Linked DNA regions of Homo sapiens: region 1 is linked to region 2. Evidence: chromatin loops called from intact Hi-C (ENCODE). Cell type or tissue: B cell. All regions are shown on one strand. Links, peaks and the distances in the headings refer to the core of each region. The heading gives the core; the rest is flanking DNA. Region 1 holds the start of KDM6B (lysine demethylase 6B). Region 2 holds the start of MED31 (mediator complex subunit 31).

Region 1 (5,352 bases), core at 353-5,352, 1.2 Mb before region 2:
TTCCTTTAACTACCCGCCCCCCCAGCCCCCAGCACTAGTCTCTCTCCACCCACCCACCCCAACCTTTTACACACCCCTCAGCCTAGCCCTGTCCCCACTAGAGAAACTGTGGAGTCCCTCTGCAAAACGAAAGGCTCCAGAGATCAACACGGGAGGGGGCTGGGGTCTTGCTTCAAAATCAAGAACCATAATACAATTATTTTATTTTCAAGGCCCACGGAATAGTCTTAGCTATTTCTTGTCCAAGAGAAAAAAAAATAATCCTAAAGAAAGCAATACAAATCTGCCTAAAGCCTTCATCAAATAAAATGCACAAAGCAGTTGAAGCTAATCCCCAGCCCCCTAACCCCAATCTCCAAATTAACACAAACTATCCACTACCCCTTAACAAACTCCTACGGTTACCGCTGGTTTGGAGCAGACCCACAGCAATAATAATAAACTAGTAACTAACACCATTTAATAATAAAAGTATTTCATAACAACAAGCACTCATTCTGTGTTCATTCTGTGCCAGGCACTGTGCTAAGTGATTTGCATAAATTATCTCATTTTTTTCCTCCCAGCGGCCTTCAAGGTAGGTGTTGATATTTAAATGTTCAAGATTAACATACGAGGCTCAGAGAGGTTCTGACCTCTCCAAGTCCTAGTAGCCACTAAGTGACAGAGCTAGAATTAGAATCCAGGTCTGATCTGACAGCCCAAGCTCTAAGGTACATAAAAGCACAAACCGATTCATTCCAATACCATCACCAACCCTGGGACTTAATAGAGAAGAACAACCATAGCAATCAACTGAGTCCCCCTCCACCAAGTGAGAGGCTACAAACCGATTCACCCGCATACACACAATAAAGACCCTGACTTTTCAGCCTAATACTGTTTCTTGACCCTTTTCCTTTCATTGTTTGCAGATGGGGGTGTGCCATTATGGGGATTTCAGGGATAAGCTGGTGTGTAGTGAACCCCCCCCCATACTACACACAACTCTTCCGTCTTTCAACCACTCCCACTTCAAATCAATCTGGGGAAGGGGGCAATAGGACACTTGGCCATGCAGCAGGTGGGAAAGTAAAATGACGGCTAGGTAGCTTTTTCTATGGGGGCGGAGCCTTGGAGGGGAAGCTCTTCTGTGCCAATCTAGGGAAAAGTGACCCAAGGCTCCCTCAGCCCAGCAAAGGGGCAAAGTCTTTCAGCCACACCACACCCGTGCCCCTCCCCCTCACAAAACTCCAGGCCGGGGTTTCCCACCTGCAGGATGCTAAGACCACGGGAAGGGAGAGGGGAAAGAGATGGCACGGGACTGGAACTGGACTCGGGGCAGAGGTGGGAGGGAATAGAAGGGGGAGGAAGCCTCATTGCCTGGCAACCATCCCGGGGCACGTGCACTAGTGACATCATCCCAGGCCACCTCTAACACAGACCTTTGACCCCTACGGGGCGGAGTGGGTGTGCTGGCTAAGCTTCCTGGAAACACTGGAAACACCCTTAGGAATTCTGGGAACCCAAAAAGGAGACATAAGAAGAAACCCAGGCGTCCTTATCTCTTTTACCCCTAATACGACTCCAATCCCAGGGACTCAGGCCTCTTGCCTGTCTCCTCCTCTCCGCCTGCAGCCCTGACCTCCCAACCCACATTTCTGACGGGAGTCGGCCCGACACGCCCCTCGGAGATACTGTGCCTTCTCTCTCCTGGGCGAGATCTCGGTGGGGGCCGGCAGGCGGGGACGGGGGCACCGGGTCCCGCGGGGCTCCGTCTTCCATCTGCAGGATCCCCCGTGCCCCAGCCGGCCGCCAGCCGGAATCTGTCTGGGTCCCCAACTCTCCCGCCCCTCCCCGCGCTGTTCCAGGGCGGAGTCTGTGGAGTTGAAACCAGGACACGGCGAGAGGAAGAGTTATATAACCGGGAGAAGCGAAGAAGGACGAGTGGAGACAGGGACAGACAGCCCGAAAGGAGCCGAGGGAGGTGCAAAGAACGCCGGGGCGAACGAGGAGGAAACGTTAGGAATGGGAAGGGTTTTGGTGCACATCAAAGAGCAGGAATTCACGCGAAGAAGGGGCGTGATGGCCCAGAAGAATCACCTGGGCCGTCCGGGGCTTCCCCGCAGTGCCCTCCTCCGCCACCAACAGCAGCTGGGCCCGGGCGGGAGAAGCCTTGGGAAGGGGCGCTGGTACCCGCTCGCTTTCTCTTGGGAAAGCAACTTAAGCCAGAGCCCGGGAAGGCAGCGGCCGAGCAGATGGGGCCGGAAACCACAGCTCCGCCCAGCCCACCTGGGAGTGTGGGGCGCCAGCTGGGGGGAGGTGGGGAACAGGTAGTCGGCCCTCCCGAGCCAGGCTGGGCATTATGGTCGCGACCGGCGAAACGGTGCAGACCGACCGAGACGTGTGGGTCCCCAGGGGCTGAAGAGCGCAGCCTCAGGCGGCTTTACACAGACTCCACGAGGGGAGGGGGGCGCCCGGCTCGCCGCGCAGGCGCAAGGGGGTGCTCGGGCGCGTGCGGCGCAGGGCGGGGGGTGGGCGCGAGCGTGTGGGAGTGCACGTGCGGGTCCCAGGCAGCTGCTGCCTCCCAGCCTCCGCCGCTGCCCCTCCCCTCTCCCTTTCCTGTCGCTATCATCCCCCTTCCCCATTGGCTGCCAGGGCCCTGACGTCAGGGCCGACCGCTGGAGCGGATTGGGCGGACGGGAGAGTTCGGGAATCCGGCTCCCAAGTCTCGCCCTCCAGTTACTCTGGCAACAGGACAAGCAACCCAGGGGAGGGAAGGGGAGCCGAGGTCAACGCTGCGCCTCGGTCCCTAACCCCCTCCGGACAACCACCGAGTCCCCTTCGGTCGCGGCGCAGCTCGCTACCTCCCCGCCTTCCTCCCAGGGCTCTTCCTGTCCCGGGAACCAGGCGTCCTGCCCTCGGCCTTCCCCACAGTCTTCAGGCCCTCCGCTGTCTCTAACCCCCACCAGTGTCACAACATAAGCTGCAGCAAACAGGAAGCGAATCTACGTCGCTTAGCAACCACCCCGCGTGCCCCCCTCCCCACTATTTACCCCAGCCGGGAGAGGCGGAGATTGAGTCCCCAGCCCCCTCCCCGTCTTCTGCGCTGCGACCTCCTGCCCACAATTTCCTGTGAGGGGGCCCAGATCACAGGAAGTCAAGTGGGGGCCTCAGCCTACCTTTCCCTCGGACCGGGGCGGGGGGCTTCAGCTACTTTCACGGTCACATCCCCCACCTGCCCTGGGTGCGTCTCGCCCTCGCCATCTTGTGGCTACGTTGGGAAGGCTCCGCACCGAGAAGCCGTGCGGGGCGCGCTAGGGTTCGGGAACGGCGGAGTGGGAGAAGGACTAGGGATGAGGAGGCTAGCGGGGCGAGACGGAGTGAAAGGGAGGCGCAGGGGGGTGGTGGGAAGAAGGCGAAGGCTACCGCTGGGAAGCTCTCGGGGCCGCTGGTGGGAAGGTCAGGCTGAGGCTTCTACACCTCACCCGTGCAGAGAACTGGAGGGAGACTTAAAGTAGTCCTGGGACCGGGACACACCCAAGTCTGACCACATCTGACCTTACTGGGCCATGGCATTGACCTGTCTGCAAACTCTGCCCTTTAGTCCTGCCCTTCAGTAAGGACCGCCGCGCCCCGCCCCGCCCCGCCCTGGAGTCGGGAAGGGGAATCCCAGCCCAAGGGGAACGGGGAGTCCTTTCAGGCCCCTCTGGACATTTGGAACCTGAGACATCTGCCTCCCAGTTCTTCCTCCTTCCCCGCCGTTCTCTCTTCTAGGGGACCCATGACCTCCGCCCCAGTCTTCTTCCCAGTGCCCTTCCCAAGACCCAAACGTCCATCCCCAGCTCTACCCCTCCAGAGACTCAGGCGTCCTGCCCTGCTGCAAGGAGAGGGTTTCCCTCTTTACAGACGTCCTCGCGGCTCCCCGTTACCTGGTTCTGGGGGGGGTCCCAGGTGTTCAGGCTCCCCAAGGTATCCCAGGGGGTCGAGCGGCCCCCCCTTCTCCCAGGCCGGGGCTGGGGGGGCCGCTCCGCCCAGTGGCGCAGTTGGATTTTCCAACACAAACACCCGCACCCCCGCTCCCCAGCCCCGCCCCCTTGTGGTCCCGCCCCTCCTCGCGCTCTAGTCCCCCTCTCCGGCTCCGCCCCGTCTTCTGCCGGTCCCGCTCGCCTCAGGGCGGGTGCCGGCTAGGATGCCGGGTGCGGGGTGCGGGCTTCAGGGTGCGGGCCTCAGGGTGCAGTGTACGGGGTTCAGCCCTGATCCCTGCCTGACAAATCCCTACTCATTTGGATCACGCGCCCTTCTAAGGTAAGCCCCGCCCCACCCACTGAAGTCCTGCCCGGAGACTTAAGCCACAGCCTCTTCAGGCGGCTCCGCCCTGCCCATTCGTTCAGGGCCACGCCTCCGTTCCGCTCCAGGCCGCCCCACCTCCCTCGCTTCTTTCCCCGTCCAGTAGCAGCTCCGCAGTAGCTCTGTCCTCCGTGAGGCCTGGGCTTCCTCCCTCCCCAGACCCTCACCATTGCATTGAGAGACTTAAGGCTTGTTGTCGCGGGTGTTTTACAGCACTGAGCTCCAATACAACTCTTTCACTTTTATGGCTAACACAACTAGGTATCTCCAGGGCCACATCACACAAATTCGGCCAAGGTCAAAGTCTGAGTGAGGTCCGGCCTCAGTCCTAGGTGCAACATCTGTCTTAGCTCCTGGAGTCCCTGACCCTCTCTCTCAAGCGGAGAAGAGGAGGAGGTCTCAGCTGTCCAGGCTCATGAGTAGAGCAGTGCCCCTCTTGATCCAATGATCAGGTGTCATGGCCCCAGACCGCAGGTCAATGCCGATGACAAAGGAGGCTCGGTCTGAGCTGCCTGCCCGGTTGGGATAGTAATAGCAGGGGCAGGAGTACATGCCTGGGGGAAAGGAGAGGAGAAGTCAGACCCCTGGAGCCTCCGGGAGAGCAGGGCAGGAGCAGGGCAGGAGCGGGTGTGGGATGGGCTGGAGCAGAGAATGGGTTAAGTTCCAAACTAGGGACGGGGCAGGCAGGTCCTGCCTGGGGAGCTGTCCCACCCTTGGCGCTCTTCTTGCGGCTCTCTGCAGGCCGGAAGTGGATCGTGGGCATGAGGCAGACAAGCTGCATGGGCTCTGCCTCCACCAAGCAGGAGTTCTTCCGGTCCCAGCCAGCACCTTCCAGGTACAGGCCCCGGACCCAGACACCATCCTGGGGAGAAATGGGAGCAGGTCTGGGAGAAGCTAGACTTCAATTGCCAGCGCCCCTGACCTGCTCCCTCTCTCCTCCCTTTTCGTCCAATTATTTCCAGTACCCTCTTTTGCTCAGAGCCCCAAGCACAACTGGCTCCCACCTTGGGGGGATACACTAGG
Region 2 (5,363 bases), core at 231-5,230:
TTTTTCTTAACTGATTCAGCACGTGCTTTTGCGAAACTTAATCACTGTTAACAATTGTTACAATGCATTATTAAAATAGGGGAAGCCACAGTTATTACAGCCTACCTTAGAGATCACTGTTAAAATTCCTACATAGTGGCCCATGAGTGGTAGGTATTGTGTCTCATTTGTGTTGCTGTTTTCTTTGATGATTTCTCTTTACTTTTAAAGGTAACCCTCTTCCATGACTGTTCCTTAAAGTGGTGCGCTGTCCCAGTAGACCATGCTCTAGCTTTCCAAGCTGCTAGAACTGTCAGTGTTTCTCAGCCTTGGCACTATTGACATTTTGGGACCAGTGATTCTTCATCGTTGGCAGAGGGGAGGGTGTTGACCTGTGCACTGTAGGATGTCAGGTGGCATCCCCGGACTCTACCCGCTAGGTGCCAGTAGCACCTAATGTGCCACCCACCCCCTCCCAACAACTTTTCAACCAAACTAAAATGTCTCTAGAGGTTGCCATATATCCTCTGGGGGACAAAATCACACTTAGTTGAGAACCACTGTCCCACATTCTACACACAGAAGCCAAAAGGATATTTTTTAAATGTAAATGGCATCATGTCGTTCCCCTGTTGGAAACCCTTCAATGTTTTCCTGTTGACCTTAGAATAATCTCAAATTCCTTACTGTGGCTTAGAAGACCTTCTGTGGACTGGCCCCTGCTTGCTTTTAACTCCTCTCTTCCGTTCTGCTTCCATGTCTATATAATTGCTTCTCTCTCACTCCAGCCACACTGGCCTTCTTTCTGTTCCTTGAACATTCAAAGCTGGTTCCCATCCACCCTTTGTATTTGCTGTTCTTCTGCCTAGAATGCACCTGTTCCAGATCACTGTTCATTCACACATATCTCAGATTACATGTTAACTAATCAGCAAGGCCTTCCCTGACCATTTTATCAAAAGAAGCCACTTACTTCCATTCTCTATCACATTACCCATGTATTTCCTTCATAGTGCTAATCACAATAGAAAATTGTCTTGTTTCATCATTGCTTGTCTGCCTTTTCACCAGAGTGTAAGCTCCACTAGAGCTGGGACTTTGCCTTTTTTACTGCTATAGCCCAAGTTCCCAGAATACAGACAGTTCCCAACTTAAGATGGTTTGACTTATGATTTTTCGACTTTACAATGGTACAAAAGTGACATTCAGTAGAAATAGTACTTTAAGTACTCTTACAACCATTCTTTTTCACTTTTAGTACAGTATGCAATAAATTACATGAGATATTCAACATTTTATTATAAAACAGGCTTTCTGTTAGATGATTTTGCTCAACTTTAGGTGTTCTGAGCATGTTTAAGGTAGGCTAGGCTAAGCCATGATGTTTAGTAGGTTAGGGGTATTAAGTGCATTTTCAAATTACCATATTTTCAACTTACAATAGTTTCAACGGGAGGTAACCCCATCGTAAGTGGAGGAACATCTAGTGCCTGGCACAGAGCCGGTTCTCAATAAATATAACTCTTCTCCATCTTCTTCAAACCTCAGGCCAGGTTTCAGTGACCTCCTCTCACTTTCTAAGATTATTTTTGCTTGCTGGTGGGTTTACTGTCATTTTTAACCACATCTAACCTACCTTAAAAAAGTGTATGGATGGGGGTGCCAGGTACAAAGACTTAGCATAAAGAAAACGACCATTTACTTTGAAACATAAACAAAGGCCAATTAATAATTTATGAGTCTGTTCCTTGTCCCTCGAGTTTTTAGCAGGCATGGAATCATTCCACAGGTCATTATTTCAGTTTGGTCTCTGTTCCTAAGGGGTGAAGGTTTTCTGAGGGCTGTGGATCCCAAACTCACCTGGCTCAGAGGCTCAAACAGCCTCTCTTTGTCCATCAACCCGATTTAGACAGCATCCTGGGCCTGAAAACCTTCTGTGCTGGCTTCAAGTGAAAATAGTTCACTGGGTCAAAAGTAGGCTGGTCCAAGACGCAGGACGGTCAGTAAACGTTGGCTGTGTTCAGAAACTGCGGCTTGGCTGTTTCTTACATTGATTTATGGTTTGTTTCCATGAAACCGAAAATGATTGGTCCACCTGGCAGCTGGCTGGCTGGCTGGCAACTGGAGGCCTTTCTGTCCTGGCTGAGGGCCCTGGCCCCTTGGTGGCCTTTGGGAAGCAGCATCTCATCGGGCCGTTTTTTCGTTCTGGCGGGCGGCCGGCTTGGCCCGCGGGGTCGGGCTCTCCGCGCAGTGCAGAGACGTCTCCACCCTCAGGGACGAGGCTCTGACGTGGCGGGAGGTCGTTTCCGTGCGCTGCGAGGAGGATTCCACGTGCCGGGAGGACGCCTCGAGGATGCGAGGGAGCCGCTTCCCCGAGGGGGAGAGGGAGGGCCCCTCGCTGCGGCGCTGGGAGGTCTCCACCCGCCGGGACGACGTCTCCACGCGGTGGGACGAGGTCTCCACGCGGACCGTGGACGTCTCTGTGTAGCGGGTGGTCCCCACCCGGGGCGAAGACTGCTTGGCCCCTCGGGCTGAGGCCATTCTGCCGGCGTGAGGGGGCCAGGGAGGCCTCGGGGCACCCTACAGCCCAATGGTCACCGCAGGCAGAAGAGAGGAAAACTACGGTACTGCCATAGCCGGGAGCGCCACAACACGATGACGTGGAAGCACCATGGTCCTTCGAAGGCTAAAACACTGGACTCCTGCCCCTCAGGCGCTCCCACGGCCCGGGCCCCGCCCCCTCGCTATTTTGGAGCCAGCGCGGGTGGAGCCATCCCAGGGCTGGTCGGGGATGGGCGGAGCCGCCCCGCCCCATATCCCACAGTGCCCCGGGACCGGAAGAGGGAGCCGTGGTTTCCGGAACTTCGCCCGCGTCTCTGGGCTTTTGCTCTGTCAGGCTGGTGGCGTTTTGGTGTCTTCGTTTGTTATGGCCGCTGCTGTCGCTATGGAGACAGGTGAGTAGCTCTCTGATCTTGGAGTCTTCGCAGATGGAACTCTCCTTGACCCAGACCTCTTCCCCGTGGCCTCCTTCCAGGCCTTACTCTTGGCAGGGTTAATATTTGGACAGAGAGGAGAGAAGGCTCTTGTAGCGTCTAGAAAGACTAAGGTACTCTTTGCAGTTTTCCTGATTTGGTTTGTTCGCACATCTTTGCTATTCAGACACCACCCCACCAGCTCCCTGGCGTGGGTGAGACTAAGGGAGAGGACTTGTGTGTTAAACCGTGTCCTCCTTGATTGGTTTTCTGCTTCTCACATGAGCTTGCCTAAGTTTGAAATATCGTCGCCAGACTTGTGTATCATTCTGCTACTGGTGCTTCTTTTTTTTTTTTTTTTTGAGACAGCGTCTGGCTCTGTCGCCCAGGCTGGGGTGCAGTGGCGCGATCTCGGCTCACTGCAAGCTCCGCCTCCTGGGTTCACGCCATTCTCCTGCCTCAGCCTCTCAAGTAGCTGGGACTACAGGAGCCCGCCACCGCTCCCGGCTAATTTTTTTTGTATTTTTAGTAGAGACGGGGTTTCACTGTGTTAGCCAGGATGGTCTCGATCTCCTGACCCTGGTGCTTCTTATATGCATGCGCTGCATGATCTTTTAGGCTCTCCGCAGTCTCTTGCATCCTAAGTTTTTCTTTACTGATTCAGCCCCTAGCGTTTGCGAAACTTAATCACTGTTAACAGTTGTTACAACGCATTATTAAAATAGGGGAAGCCACAGTTATTACAGCCTACCTTAGTGATCACTGTTAAAATTCCTACATAGTGGCCCACGAGTGGTAGGAATTCTCCGTTTGTGTTGCTGTTTTCTTTGATGATTTCTCTTTAACTTTAGAGAAACTTCTAACTTACTCCTTTTAATCAGGGCTCCGCTTTTCTTAGATTTCGAAGGAAGGTTTATCTCCTCCCACTCCTAGTTTAGGAAGACCATCTCAACATTAGTCAGGTTTCTTTATTGCTCTTTCCTTACTACAAATCAGTATTATATACAGTGACCTTTGTTTTCCATGATTTTTGCTGTCTTGTCTCCTAGATGATGCTGGAAATCGACTTCGGTTTCAGTTGGAGTTGGAATTTGTGCAATGTTTAGCCAACCCAAATTACCTTAATTGTAAGTTGTTAAGCACCTCATTAAATTGAGTAGCTATTAATGATTTCTGACAGAAGAGTTGCAGTTCAAAATAGTATCTACTTTTACACATTCTCAGTTGAATGACATTACACTTATGCTGGTATATAGATATAATTGCGTACTGGGACTTGTGTTTTGAATCCAATGTGTGTTGGTGGTGGGGGTGTTATGTAAATAGATCCTTTATATTAGGGGTAACAAATCACAGTTTAAGGATTGGTTTGACCTACAGATTTTTTTTTTTAATGCTTTTCAGTTCTTGCCCAAAGAGGTTACTTCAAAGACAAAGCTTTTGTTAATTATCTTAAATACTTGCTTTACTGGAAAGACCCAGAATATGCCAAGTATCTAAAGTAAGTTTAATTTTTATAATCCTAAGCATGTGTATACTTTATTATATAATAGATTTCTTAGTTTCACATTGGCAAAAATGTATTTGGAATCTCTCCACTTCTTTTTGTTATCACCGTCTTAATACAAGACACCCTCATCTCTAACTTGTAACACTGCAGTAATCTACTCCCTGGTTATCTGTGCTTCCACTTTTACCTTCCTGCCCCCATCTCCACCCCAACCCAAACCAAGCAAAACAGCTTTCTACACAGAAACCAGCTTAATCTTTTAAAAATATAAATCAGAACACTTTACTTTCTTGCTTAGAACCTTTCAATGGCTTTCCATTCCATGCAGAATAAAATCCAGTCTTTTTTCTTGGACTAAAGCCTTATACGATCTGGCCCTGCCTTTTCTGACCTTGTCTTTTACCACCCTTCCCATCTCACCAGGTTTCTGGTCCCTAAGAACTCACAATCTGTAAATGTAGTAGCATAAGCCATGGGCTGAAATTAAAAGAGGGTATCTGTAAGGAAGGTGTTTCTGGGGTTATTTGAAGGAGGTGATCTTACCTGAGTCTTAGAGTTGCTGTCTTTTATTTAAGGCCTCTTATTTGCCAGGAACAGTGCTAAATGCTTCATATGCATTAACTCATTTATATATATATATTTACCATTCAGGTCGTTCAGCAGACACTTTCATGTTAAGGCTTACTAAGTTGCAAGAAACATATTATAACCACAAAGCAATTCCCTTTTAATGGTTAAAAAAAAAAAACAAAAAAAACAAAAAAAACCAACCCACCTTGAACTCACACCCCTGCTTTGTCTTAAGCAGGTAGAAAGCAATAATGAACCTTTAAAAAAAAAAAAAAGTTTGAGAGGAAAATGTTTCAAACTTCTCTCAAAGTCACTTTTCTGTGTCCAATAAC

The links. A loop is a pair of places that touch in the nucleus more often than their neighbours do. Peaks named below come from ENCODE experiments on the same cell type or tissue, not always from the same donor. Only the 100,000 strongest peaks of a DNase experiment are listed, where the experiment ranks them.
Region 1: it touches region 2 in a loop (10-fold over the local background); 2 of 110 quality-filtered maps call a loop at or near these places.

The regions. Positions count from the first base shown.
Region 1 is chr17:7,832,910-7,838,261 of GRCh38, reverse strand. It overlaps DNAH2 (dynein axonemal heavy chain 2), which reads right to left. Exons shown (of 86, transcript NM_020877.5): 84 at 5,334-5,352; 85 at 5,041-5,191; 86 at 4,520-4,883. The coding sequence ends at 4,729. It overlaps KDM6B (lysine demethylase 6B), which reads right to left and starts at 4,045. Exons shown (of 24, transcript NM_001348716.2): 1 at 3,912-4,045. LOC124904106 (translation initiation factor IF-2) reads left to right here. Exons shown (of 4, transcript XM_047437265.1): 4 at 1,618-2,854. The coding sequence ends at 2,645. RefSeq lists silencers at 474-623, 2,164-2,223, 2,244-2,663, 3,914-4,073 and enhancers at 1,494-1,543, 3,212-3,711, 4,342-4,953. In B cell, for the core only: CTCF peaks have their summits at 3,063 and 3,278 (motif pointing left); DNase peaks (open chromatin) are centred at 2,591, 2,821, 3,661, 4,231 and 4 weaker places; H3K4me3 peaks cover 4,164 bases; H3K27ac peaks cover 4,057 bases.
Region 2 is chr17:6,649,071-6,654,433 of GRCh38, reverse strand. MED31 (mediator complex subunit 31) reads left to right here and starts at 2,829. Exons shown (of 4, transcript NM_016060.3): 1 at 2,829-2,933; 2 at 4,001-4,078; 3 at 4,356-4,452. The coding sequence starts at 2,906. It overlaps C17orf100 (chromosome 17 open reading frame 100), which reads right to left and starts at 2,672. Exons shown (of 1, transcript NM_001105520.2): 1 at 958-2,672. The coding sequence starts at 2,520. The coding sequence ends at 2,164. RefSeq lists silencers at 2,305-2,354, 2,655-2,734 and enhancers at 2,985-3,114, 3,185-3,264, 3,355-3,414. In B cell, for the core only: no CTCF peak of the experiment used is centred there; DNase peaks (open chromatin) are centred at 2,873 and 3,593; H3K4me3 peaks cover 2,631 bases; H3K27ac peaks cover 3,220 bases.